Regions from separate parts of the Homo sapiens genome. Here all the other regions are linked to region 1. The links are chromatin contacts, found by Hi-C or POLR2A ChIA-PET in ENCODE. All regions are on one chromosome and are shown on one strand. Each heading gives the region's core, a stretch centred on a gene start or an enhancer-like site at or near the end of the contact. The rest is flanking DNA. Distances are from core to core; before and after follow the strand shown.

Region 1 (3,196 bases), core at 354-2,853:
CCTCTGAGCCTCAGTTTCTCATTTTCTCTCTCAATGTCTCTCCATGTGTCTCAGCCATGTCTCTCTGCTTGTCTCTGTCTCTTTGTCTCTATGTCCATGTCTCTTTCTCTGTCTCTTTCAGAGCATCTCTGTCTTTCCATGTGTCTCTGTCTTTCCTTCCCATGTCTAAGCTGCCTTCATTTCTCCTCTCGTCCCCACTCCGTTTCCTAAGACCACCTCCCTCTAACTTCCTTCTCTAGGGCTTTTAGCATCAGTCTTCTCCCAATCCATCCACAGCTTCCCTCCCTCCATCCCACTTACCTGACAGCCATCACTGACTACCCCTTTCTCCCTTCTCTCCCCTAGTCCTGCCCCAACCCAATCCTCCTTCCCAGCCCCCCGGCCCACCCTGCCCCACCCCACAGATCTGCAGCCCCATCCCCCACCTCCATCCCTGGGCCCATCAGCCTTTATCCGCCATCTTTCTCCCCAGCCCTCCTATTCTCCCTCCACTGGCCTCTCCCGCCCTCTTCATCCCACCTACCCCCACCCACCCCCTCCTCTCCTGATTCCCCCTCCCTTCAGCCCCGCCCCAGACACACAGGGAGGAATCCAGGGCTGCAGCAAGGGTCAGGTGGTCAGCCAGGGAGGGAGGCGGCATCTGCTGGAGAGACTCACAGACAGACAAGGACACACGGACACAGAGGCAAGGACACAGCCAGGCATGCACGCTCCCCACTACACAGTTGCACACGCACACCCTCAGCTGTGCACTCAGTCTCCCCACCGTGGCTCTCCTGTTCCTCTCCTCCTCCCAGCCTCCCATGCCTGCTCCCCTACATGAGGGGCTGCACACACACACACTGCAGCCCCAGGCTGCGACACTGCGGAGCCTGCACACACACACACACACACACACACACACACACACACACACACACACACTGCGGAGTCCCCCCATCCAGGCCTGGAAGGAGAAAGAGAGGTCATCTGGTGTCCATCCCACAACGTGGACCTATCCGCACCCTGCCAGGGAAGCAGGGGGGCCTCAATAACCCCAGACGCACTAACACGAGCTCTCACAGACACACCCAGACGCGATCGCAGACTTTCAGACACCACGGGGCCCACACACTCGCTGCCAGGGCCTGACAGAGCCAGCAGCTCTCATACGCACATGCAACTGTGCACATGCAACCGCACAAGGTCAGGCGGAGATGCTGAGGGCTGGCCCACAACCTCGCGGATCTCCGCACACAAAGCCATGCCAACGTGCGCCACAGACCCCCCGCCGCCCCCTGCGGCCCCACGACCACATGGATTGGCTGGGTCAGCCGGCTCCCCGGGTCTCGCAGGCCTGGCCCCGGAGCGCAGGGGTCCCGGTGCCCCCGCCCCCCGCGCACACCCAATGTCACCGGCCCCACAATGTCACACGGAAGCGGCGCCCAGCCGGCTCAGCACCTACCCCCATCTTGGCGGCTCCGCGGCGAGAGAGCCAGGCGGGCGGGGCGGGGACCTCGGGGCGGGCTCAGGCTCAGGCTTGGGCTGGGAGCCTCTGCAGCGCCCGCGCCTCGGTAGGTGCGCGCGTCCGTCCGTCCGTCCGTTGGTCCCACCGCACAGAGGCTGCGGCGGCCGCCGCCTCCGCCTCCTCATATGCCCGCGTCCGCGGGAGGGGGGCGGCGCTGGCCAATCAGGGGCGCCGCCGTGCTGACGGACGGCCCGCGGCCCCGCCCCTGGTACTGCAGCTGTCCTCCCCTTGGGCTCCGCAAAGTGGCGGCGCGGCCGCGAAGGGGGAGCGCTGCGGGGGTGGGGGGATTCCCAGAGACCTCCGCAATAGGGGACTTGGAGACCCCCTCAATATGGAGTAGGGCCTCCAAGAAGGGGCGCTCAGGGAAAGAAAACCCCGGAAATCCTCTCATTGTGGGGGTGTGCCATCACCGAGAAGGGTACGCTGGGGGAGGGGGGGCGGGTAGTGACACGGGGTGGGAGGGAAGCCCGGTGAATCACTGCAGTGTGGCACCAGGGACCCTGGAGACGGCGGGGGGTAGTGCTGTTCAGGGAGAGGGCCCTGCAGGAGGGGAAGTTGGAAGGGAACACAAGAGAGCAAGAAAGGCCTTGCAATTGAGGAGGGGTGCTGGCGGGAGGAGCCCTGAGATTCCCTCACTGTGGGTGCCCCCCCACTACGCCTGAGCTATCCAATGAGCCACAACCACACAGGGTACACGGGAGACACAACACGGTGGAGGATGGCCCCAGGAGGCCCAGAAAATGCCCAGCGTCACAGTTACACAGGACCATCACACTGATAGCCCAGATGCTGGGGACACGCACACACCACAGGGTTGCACTCATATTCCACCATAGGCCAGCATGTACCCTCACACACACAACACCACCCCACCACACACAGAGTCTCAAACATAGAGTGAAACACACATAGGGCACACACCTTACACACCCATCACACCACAAGAGACTCATAATCACAGCCACAAAGTGCTGTGCGGACTAACACCGACACTCAGAAAATCGCAGACTCACACATCACACACTCTACCACACCTGACCTCCCACCATCTCACATAGAAACCCACATCGTGCAACCCATAAACCAACACACACCTGCACTCAGCACCATCACACACGCACAGGCCTCACACTGCCTCCAGACACACTACATCAGCCTTTGTGGACATCGTTGCATGATCCCACGATGTCGCACACATCCTCACACACACTGCTCCCCAGTGTGTTTGGGCATGAGCAACGGCCCACAGTGCAAAGTTGCCAATGCTAACTGTGAATGACAGACAAAAAGGTGCACACACTTACACATAGCACAATAATTCAAACACAAGTCACGCGACACCCACACACCTCCCACACATACACACATCACGTTATTGCAGCACTATCGCAGACATCTTTGTTGCACCTCCAAACACACCCCAACGCCCTCACCCACATGACACACAGAGCTCGTCACAGTATATGTACACACACAGATGCACAGCCGGCACCCACACCCCAGGCCTGCTGCCGACACACAACACCCCATCAGCCACCCCACTGGAGCCCAAGAAGTTGAGGCCTCCCCACTCACTCCAACACCACTTTGTTCTATGAGGAACACCCCAGACTCTCCCTGGGGATGGTAGAAGGGGAAGAGAGAGAGAGAGAGACAGAGAGCATTTGACCTTGTAGTTTTCTCAGAATG
Region 2 (3,196 bases), core at 1-2,500, 110 kb before region 1:
CCGGCCGCTTTTTTTTTTTTTTTTTTTTTTTTTGAGGCAGAGTCTGACTCTGTCGCCCAGGCTGGAGTGCAGTGGCGCAATCTCAGCCCACTTCAACCTCCACCTCAAGCGATTCTTGTACCTCAGGCTCCCGAGTAGCTGGGATGACAGGCATGTGCTACCACACCCAGCTAATTTTTGTTTTAGTAGAGACAGGGTTTCGCCATGTTGGCCGGGCTGGTCTCGAACTCCTGACCTCAAGTGATCCACCATGCTTCGGCCTCCCAAAGTGCTGGGATTACAGGCATGAGCCACTTTATGCGTATTTAAGCCTTGGAAACACAGGGACTATCTTGTGGATTGGGGCTAGTACAGAATTCAGACTGCAGCCTTTTCCCGATGCGTTGACTTACAGAAGGGGCATTTTGGAGGGTCTGTGGTCCTAACCTGGGGATAGCAGGGAGATCCCGGGGCAATGACAGAGAGGCACAGAGACACGGATTTCCTGAGAAAGGGAGAGGAGAGAGGCTGAGACCCAGGGATCATGAAGGGGACGAGCAAGGGAAGGAAGAGATGATGAGACCCTGGGAATCCGGGAGAGAGACAGGGACGTGGAGAGAAAGGGACAGAGAGAGAGCGAGAAGGAAAGGAAGAGACAGAAGGGAGAAGGGGCAACCGAAAATGGGCACGAAGAGGCCCAGGCACAGCAACAGCTGGGGAAATGACAGAGACTGAGACGGAGATGCAGAAAGATACAGAGAGAGCTGGAGAGGGTAGAGAAGGGCTTTCGGGGAGAAAGTGATGGAGGGACAGAGAGGAGAGGTGGAGGCCAAGGAGGGAAAGACCCCAGTAGAGAAAGACAGAGGGACAGAGAAGGGGATGCAGACGCAGGCGGGAGCACACCCACAGAGGCGAAGGAAGGGCGCAAGACCATGAGAACCACAGACGCGGAAAGCCGGGGAGGTCGTGGCTCGGTCTAGGGCGCACGGGGAGCAGGGCTTGCCCCCCAGCACCTCCGGGGAGGTGACCCCAGCCGGGAGATGCGAGTCCCGCGGAGCCCGCGCCCGGCGGACGGACCGATGGACAAAGCCGGGGAGAGCTCGGGCGCGGCCGGGGCGGGGGCCGGTGCCCGCAGGGACCCGGGCGCAGCGGGGAAAGGAGGGGCGGGCAAGCGGCGAGAAGGGGAAGGAAGCGGAGGTGCCGGGCGGGCGCGGGGCGCGGGCAGGAAGCGGGGAGGGGCGGCGGGGCGGGGGCCTCCGGAAAAACGCCCCGACTTCCTGCCCCGCCAGAGCCAGGAAGCGGGAGCCGGGACCCAGGGCCCGGGATCGCCGAGCCCGACCTCGGGCGCCCCGCCGGTCACCTCCGCGCGGACACCAGGTACTCGGTCCCCGGCCCCGCCCGGCCTCCTCCCCTCGGCTGTTGGGGGAAGTGGGGAGGAGGAGGGAGGGGCTGGGGCGCTGCCGGCAGCGGAGGGGCCCCCTTCGGACCCCACGGAACCAGCGGCCGCCCCTCCTTGGGCCTCAGTTTTCCCATCTGTCAAAGGGAGCAAAGAGGGGAGAACTCACACTTGACGAGTGCCCCATAGGTGGGGACGAACGGTGCGAGGCCGGGGCCAAGGCCTCCCACCTGCTCAGTGGAGAACGGACGATCACTACCATTGTACGGGTGGGGAAACCGAGGCCCGGGGAGCCAAACCGACTCGTCCCAGGGAACGCACATCGTGAGAAAGTGTGGAGTTGGGATTTGAACTCGCACGTGCTTTCCGCAAAGCGCCATCCTCCAACCCCCGCATGCTTTAGGGCCACCTAAAAATGAAAAACAACAATAACAACAACGACGAGGGTCGCTGTGAAGCTGAAAGTTGCAGAGTGCATTTGAAAGAGTTTTCGGAAAGCTCTTTTCTAGGTCATTAATTATACCGTGAGAGACAGGTGTAGGGAGAGAGCTGGAGGCCTTCTCCCATTGTACGGATGGGAAGACTGAGGTCTACAGAGAAGTCATTACTTTTTGCAGATTACACTGCATGTCAGAGGGAAAGTTGTGCTGGAACTCAAGACTATTGCTTTTCCGGTTCCAAAGGAAGGGGCTGGGGGTGGGAGACGGAGGGGATTGATGTACGAGGATTGGAAATTCAGCGGGTCCCCTAAGTGGGGAGACTAATAGGACGGGGAGCCCCAGTCCGCCGTCCGAGTGCTCAGCGCTGGGGTGACTAGGAGATCTCCGATCGAACTCGGGAGGAGTTGGACCCATCTGCACCTCCGGGCGCGGGGCGGGGCCCGGGGAGTGACGGGGGCAGTCGAGATACGGAAACGCTGGCCCTCCAAGACAGGCCAGAGCGGCCCTATCTGGCCTGCGTGGCGCAGTACAGCGCTAGAGCGGCCGGCGGGAGGAGTAGAGTCGTCGGGGCCGGAGCCCGGCAGGAGCCGGGCTAGAGCGGCTGGCAGGAGGAGTGGAGCTGGGCGCAAAGGTGGACTCAGGGCGGCTAGAGCGACGCGGCGGCAGGGGTGGGGAGAGTGCGGAGCCCGAGCGCGGAGGCTTCGGTTCCGGTGGCGGCGATGGCTTCTCTTTCCACCTGGAGCAGGTGAGGGACGCGGTCCCCAGCGGGTGTCAGACCCTGACTCTGCACGTCCTCCCCGGCATCCCTGGCCGTGCACACTGCCACGTCCCCCGTAGGATTTAGGGCCCGCGTAAGACCCGCCACGTCCATGTAAGATTTGGGTCTCGTGTAGACCCGCCTCATTCCGTATAAAGTCTTACAGACCCTCCAGGTTCCTGCCAGCCCCCCATGGAGAACTGGCTTCTTATAGACGTGGGGTCCTCATAGACCAGTGGCATCCCCTAGAATCCGGGGCTCTATAGACCATGGGTCTCGGGACCCACCACGCACCCCTATGGAATTCTGAGTCCCTTTTAAGTCTCCAGAGGTTCCACAGACTGGCAGCTGTCCCTATAGAATCATGATCCTGTATGATCCCTGGATCCTTTAGACCCACTGTGTGTCAAATAGAATCTGGGGAGTTACACATTCCAACGACTCTTTTAGGTTCTTTAAGGCTCCAGAAGTTCTTGGAGACCCTGAGTCACCTGCTCAACACATTATAGACCCTGAGACCTCCATAGAACTCAACACCCATGTGGCCCCCCAACCCATGGACCTTCTAAACCAGCCCTAACCCCCCAGCGCCCCATGCACGCAGTGTTCCCTCTGCTGGACCCC
Region 3 (3,196 bases), core at 191-2,690, 82 kb after region 1:
GTGACCAAATGGCCATAGAATTGGCCCCGGGTCTCACTGTGAGACGCATCCCATAGTGGCTTCAGGTAAGTAAATAAATAACACAATTCTGAGAGTCAGTTTCCTCATCCGATAAGTTGAAATTCCTCTGTGTTTGGGTTCAAGGAGTAGGTCTGGAAATGTTTCTTTTCTTCTTTCAGATGGAGTCTCGCTCTGTCGCCCAGGCGGGAGTGCAGTGGCGTGATCTCGGCTCACTGCAACCTCGGCCTCCTGGGTGCAATCAAATCTCGAGCCTCAGCCTCCCGAGTTGCTGGGGTTACAGGCACGAGCCACCACGCCCAGCTAATGTTTTGTATTTTTAGTAAAGATGGTAGTTTCACCAGGTTGGCCAGGTGGGTCTCGAATGCCTGACTTCAAGTGAACCCGCCTCAGCGTCCCAAAATGTTGGGATTGCAGGCGTGAGCCACCACGCCCAGCCTGGAAACGTTTCTAACAGTACTGGGGCAACTCCCTCCCAAGGCCCTGAGGGGCGCAGGAACGAGGTGAGTAGGAATGGCCAGAGCCCCTTGGACACATGGGGCCCCAATCTCGAGGTGTAAGGGTCAGAGTCACCCCGGAAGGAGGTGGAGTGGAGTCCGCCCGTTACCGGCTCACTTCCTTCAGGCTCTCACCCCGATTGTCCTTCAGGTCCTCTACCCACCACACTCCCTATTTCTTCCAATGAAATTGTCCCTGCTTCTTTTTCTCCATATCCTCGCTCTCCTTGCTTCCCCTATGACATTTCTCCTCTCTCCACCTCCCAAAAGTCCCCTCGGTCTTTTCTCTGTTTCTTCCTGTTGCCTTCATTCCCCTCCTTTTAATAAAGTGAGTCTGGAACCTTGGTTTCCCTTTTCTCTCTCCATGTGACTGGTGCTGCATGCAGTTTGCCCTCTCCCCATCGCGCTAAGTGGTTTCACTTTCTCCCTCTGACCCTCGGGGAAACCACAAAGGTTCCCGTGCCTCCATTCCCCCGCTCCAGCCCTCAAGGTGCCGCGTGCCTCAATTTCCCAGGCTCTTTTCCTCCCTCTCCCTGTCCCCAACGCTGACTCCCTCACGGCGTCCCCAAAATGGCGCCCGCGGCCGCGCTCCGCCGCCTAACGTCATCGCGCCGCCCTCCGCTCAGAGTTCCCCTCTGGAGCCGTCGGAGGCGGAGTCGAGGAGGAGGAGGAGCATCCTCTAAGGAGGATTAAAGGGGCGGGCACTATCCACCCGAGGGCTGACCGGTGAGGGAACGACGCTAAAGGATTGGTTGGGCGCTGCGGGGAATCTCGACGCTCCTCACTATTGGCCCAAGCCTCAGAGACATGAACGTCGATTGGCCGAACGGCAGGGCCCGAGCGGGCAATGATTGGTTGCGTCCGGCCGTCCGTGCGGCGGCCGAGGAGGAAGGTGGGAGGGGCGTTGCTGAGGGTAGCTGGGGGCGAGAGCGAGGCTACGGAGCAGGCGAGAGGCGACGGCGAGAGCTAGAGCGGGCGCAGCGTTAGGGTGGCCGTGCAAGGGGAGCCGTGGCCCGGGCCCGGGGCGTGCGAGACGGCGGAAGCAGGTGAGCGCGAGCGGGCGCGCAGAGGCCGGCCGGGCTGCGCTCCCTGCCGCCGCGGCCTCCTCTTGCCAGGTCGCCTGCGCACTGAGGGCCTGAGGGGGTGCGCGCCGGGCAGTTAGGGCGGAGCGGCACCAACGGCCGACCCGGCGCGCGGGCAGCCGGGCGGGGGCCGGGCTGGAGCGGCGGGTGGGGAAGGGGCCTGGAGTCGCGTGCGGGGCTGAGTGAGGAGGGGCGGGGCTCGGGCTGAGGCTTTGGTGGGGCACCTGGGCGGGAAGGGGAGGCCTCAGAGCTGTCCCAAGAGGGCTCCGCGGCTCCCCAGGGTTTGGGGTAAAGGACTTGGTGGTGTGGCAAGTCCAGGACGAAGGGGCTGGGCCGGTTAGACGGCACGTGGGTGCCCAGTTAGGGGCTTAGGGCGTGAGAAAGATAATTAAGTTAATGCAGGGGAAAAATATCTAGTTCTTCCTGGAAAGAATTGGGGCGGTGAGAGGGGTTTTGGTGTGAAGACATTAGGAAATCGATATCCCCAAGGGAACGGTTTAGAGCTAAGGAGGGGTCCAGTTGTAATGGATGGGGTTAAATTAATGTGAAGAGGCCTTAAACCAATGTGTCAGGAGGTTGGGTACCCTTGGAATGCGTGGAAAGGAGTCTTTGTACAAAGAAGGATTAAGTGTATTTTAAAAGGGTGTCTGGGTGTCCCTAGAATGAGCTGGGGAAGGTAGTCTTTTTTAAGTACAGGTAATTAGGCCAAGGTGAAGATGGGATTTGGTTATTGGAAGGGGAGGAAGTAGGGTGGGAGAGATCTGTGTGCTAAAGTGAGGGGTGCCTGGGAATTCCTGGAATGAGACTGAGAGGTTGCTAAGACGCTGGGGGGTCTGAGTACCCCCAGAATAGGAGGCTGGTGAGAGGGGCTTGAGTGTGAGGAAGAGGGGTCTGTGCTGGATTAAGGTGGTGATGGAGGTTCTGTATGAGAATAGGAGGTCCGGGTATCCCTAAAGGGGGTTTGGGCAGCACGAGGGGTGTGTGTAAAAGGAGCTTAAGCCATTGTGAAAGATGGGTGTGTGGATCTTTACACAAAGAAGAGGAGTTATGTTGCTACGAAGAGGAGGGTCTGAGCATCCCTAGAATGGGTTAGGGTGGGTTGGGTCTTCTAGCAAATTAAAAAAGATTAGGTTAATAATGTGGAGGAGGATCTGGATATTCCTGAGATGGATTTGAGGGGGGGCTCTGTTTGCAAGAGAGGCATAGGTTGATATAAAATGAGGGTATGGGCATCCCTGAATGAGTGGCTGTGTATGAACAGGAAGGGTTTAAATCAATGGGAAGAGGGGATCTGGGTATCTCAGAGGGGATTAGAATTGTCGATTTGGTCTTGGTACAAAGAAGAGGTGATGAATGTAAAGAGTGGATAGATACCCTGGAGACAGGAGCTAGGGTGGTGGAAGGGCCTAGGTCCGAAGCGGGGAGGAGTAGGCTTTTGTGAAAATGGGTCTGGGTATTCTGGATAGGGGGTTAGGGTTGTAGGAGAGGGCCTTGATTTGTAGAGGAGGTTAAGTAATTAAACAGGGCTGCGTATCATGAAGTGGTTAAGGTGGGCAAAGTCTGGGTGTGGAGATGGGTTAGGCCAGTGTGAGAAAATTT

The links. A loop is a pair of places that touch in the nucleus more often than their neighbours do. ChIA-PET counts read pairs that join two places held with the same protein, here RNA polymerase II (POLR2A). Pooled maps may share reads with other maps.
Region 2: a loop to region 1 is called in a pooled map, with 4 times the contacts of the local background. The contact joins the promoter of ARHGEF1 here to the promoter of ATP1A3 in region 1. A Hi-C loop is called at or near these places in 6 of 50 pooled maps. POLR2A ChIA-PET finds 5 or more read pairs at or near these places in 3 of 52 experiments (Panc1, activated CD8-positive, alpha-beta T cell and naive thymus-derived CD8-positive, alpha-beta T cell).
Region 3: a map of CD8-positive, alpha-beta T cell shows a loop between it and region 1 (19-fold over the local background). The contact joins the promoter of ZNF574 here to the promoter of ATP1A3 in region 1. A Hi-C loop is called at or near these places in 9 of 168 maps with a recorded cell type or tissue (CD8-positive, alpha-beta T cell, Right ventricle myocardium inferior, Right ventricle myocardium superior and 4 more) and 15 of 50 pooled maps. POLR2A ChIA-PET finds 5 or more read pairs at or near these places in 7 of 52 experiments (GM12878, WTC11, activated B cell and 2 more).

Annotation. Positions count from the first base shown.
Region 1 is chr19:41,992,627-41,995,822 of GRCh38, forward strand. ATP1A3 (ATPase Na+/K+ transporting subunit alpha 3) reads right to left here and starts at 1,604. Exons shown (of 23, transcript NM_152296.5): 1 at 1,445-1,604. The coding sequence starts at 1,450. RefSeq lists a silencer at 1,338-1,777.
Region 2 is chr19:41,881,934-41,885,129 of GRCh38, forward strand. ARHGEF1 (Rho guanine nucleotide exchange factor 1) reads left to right here and starts at 1,251. Exons shown (of 29, transcript NM_004706.4): 1 at 1,251-1,356. RefSeq lists silencers at 936-1,445, 2,310-2,459 and an enhancer at 2,326-2,535.
Region 3 is chr19:42,074,726-42,077,921 of GRCh38, forward strand. ZNF574 (zinc finger protein 574) reads left to right here and starts at 1,441. Exons shown (of 2, transcript NM_022752.6): 1 at 1,441-1,561. RefSeq lists enhancers at 601-670, 751-800, 1,021-1,140 and silencers at 1,511-1,770, 1,781-1,860.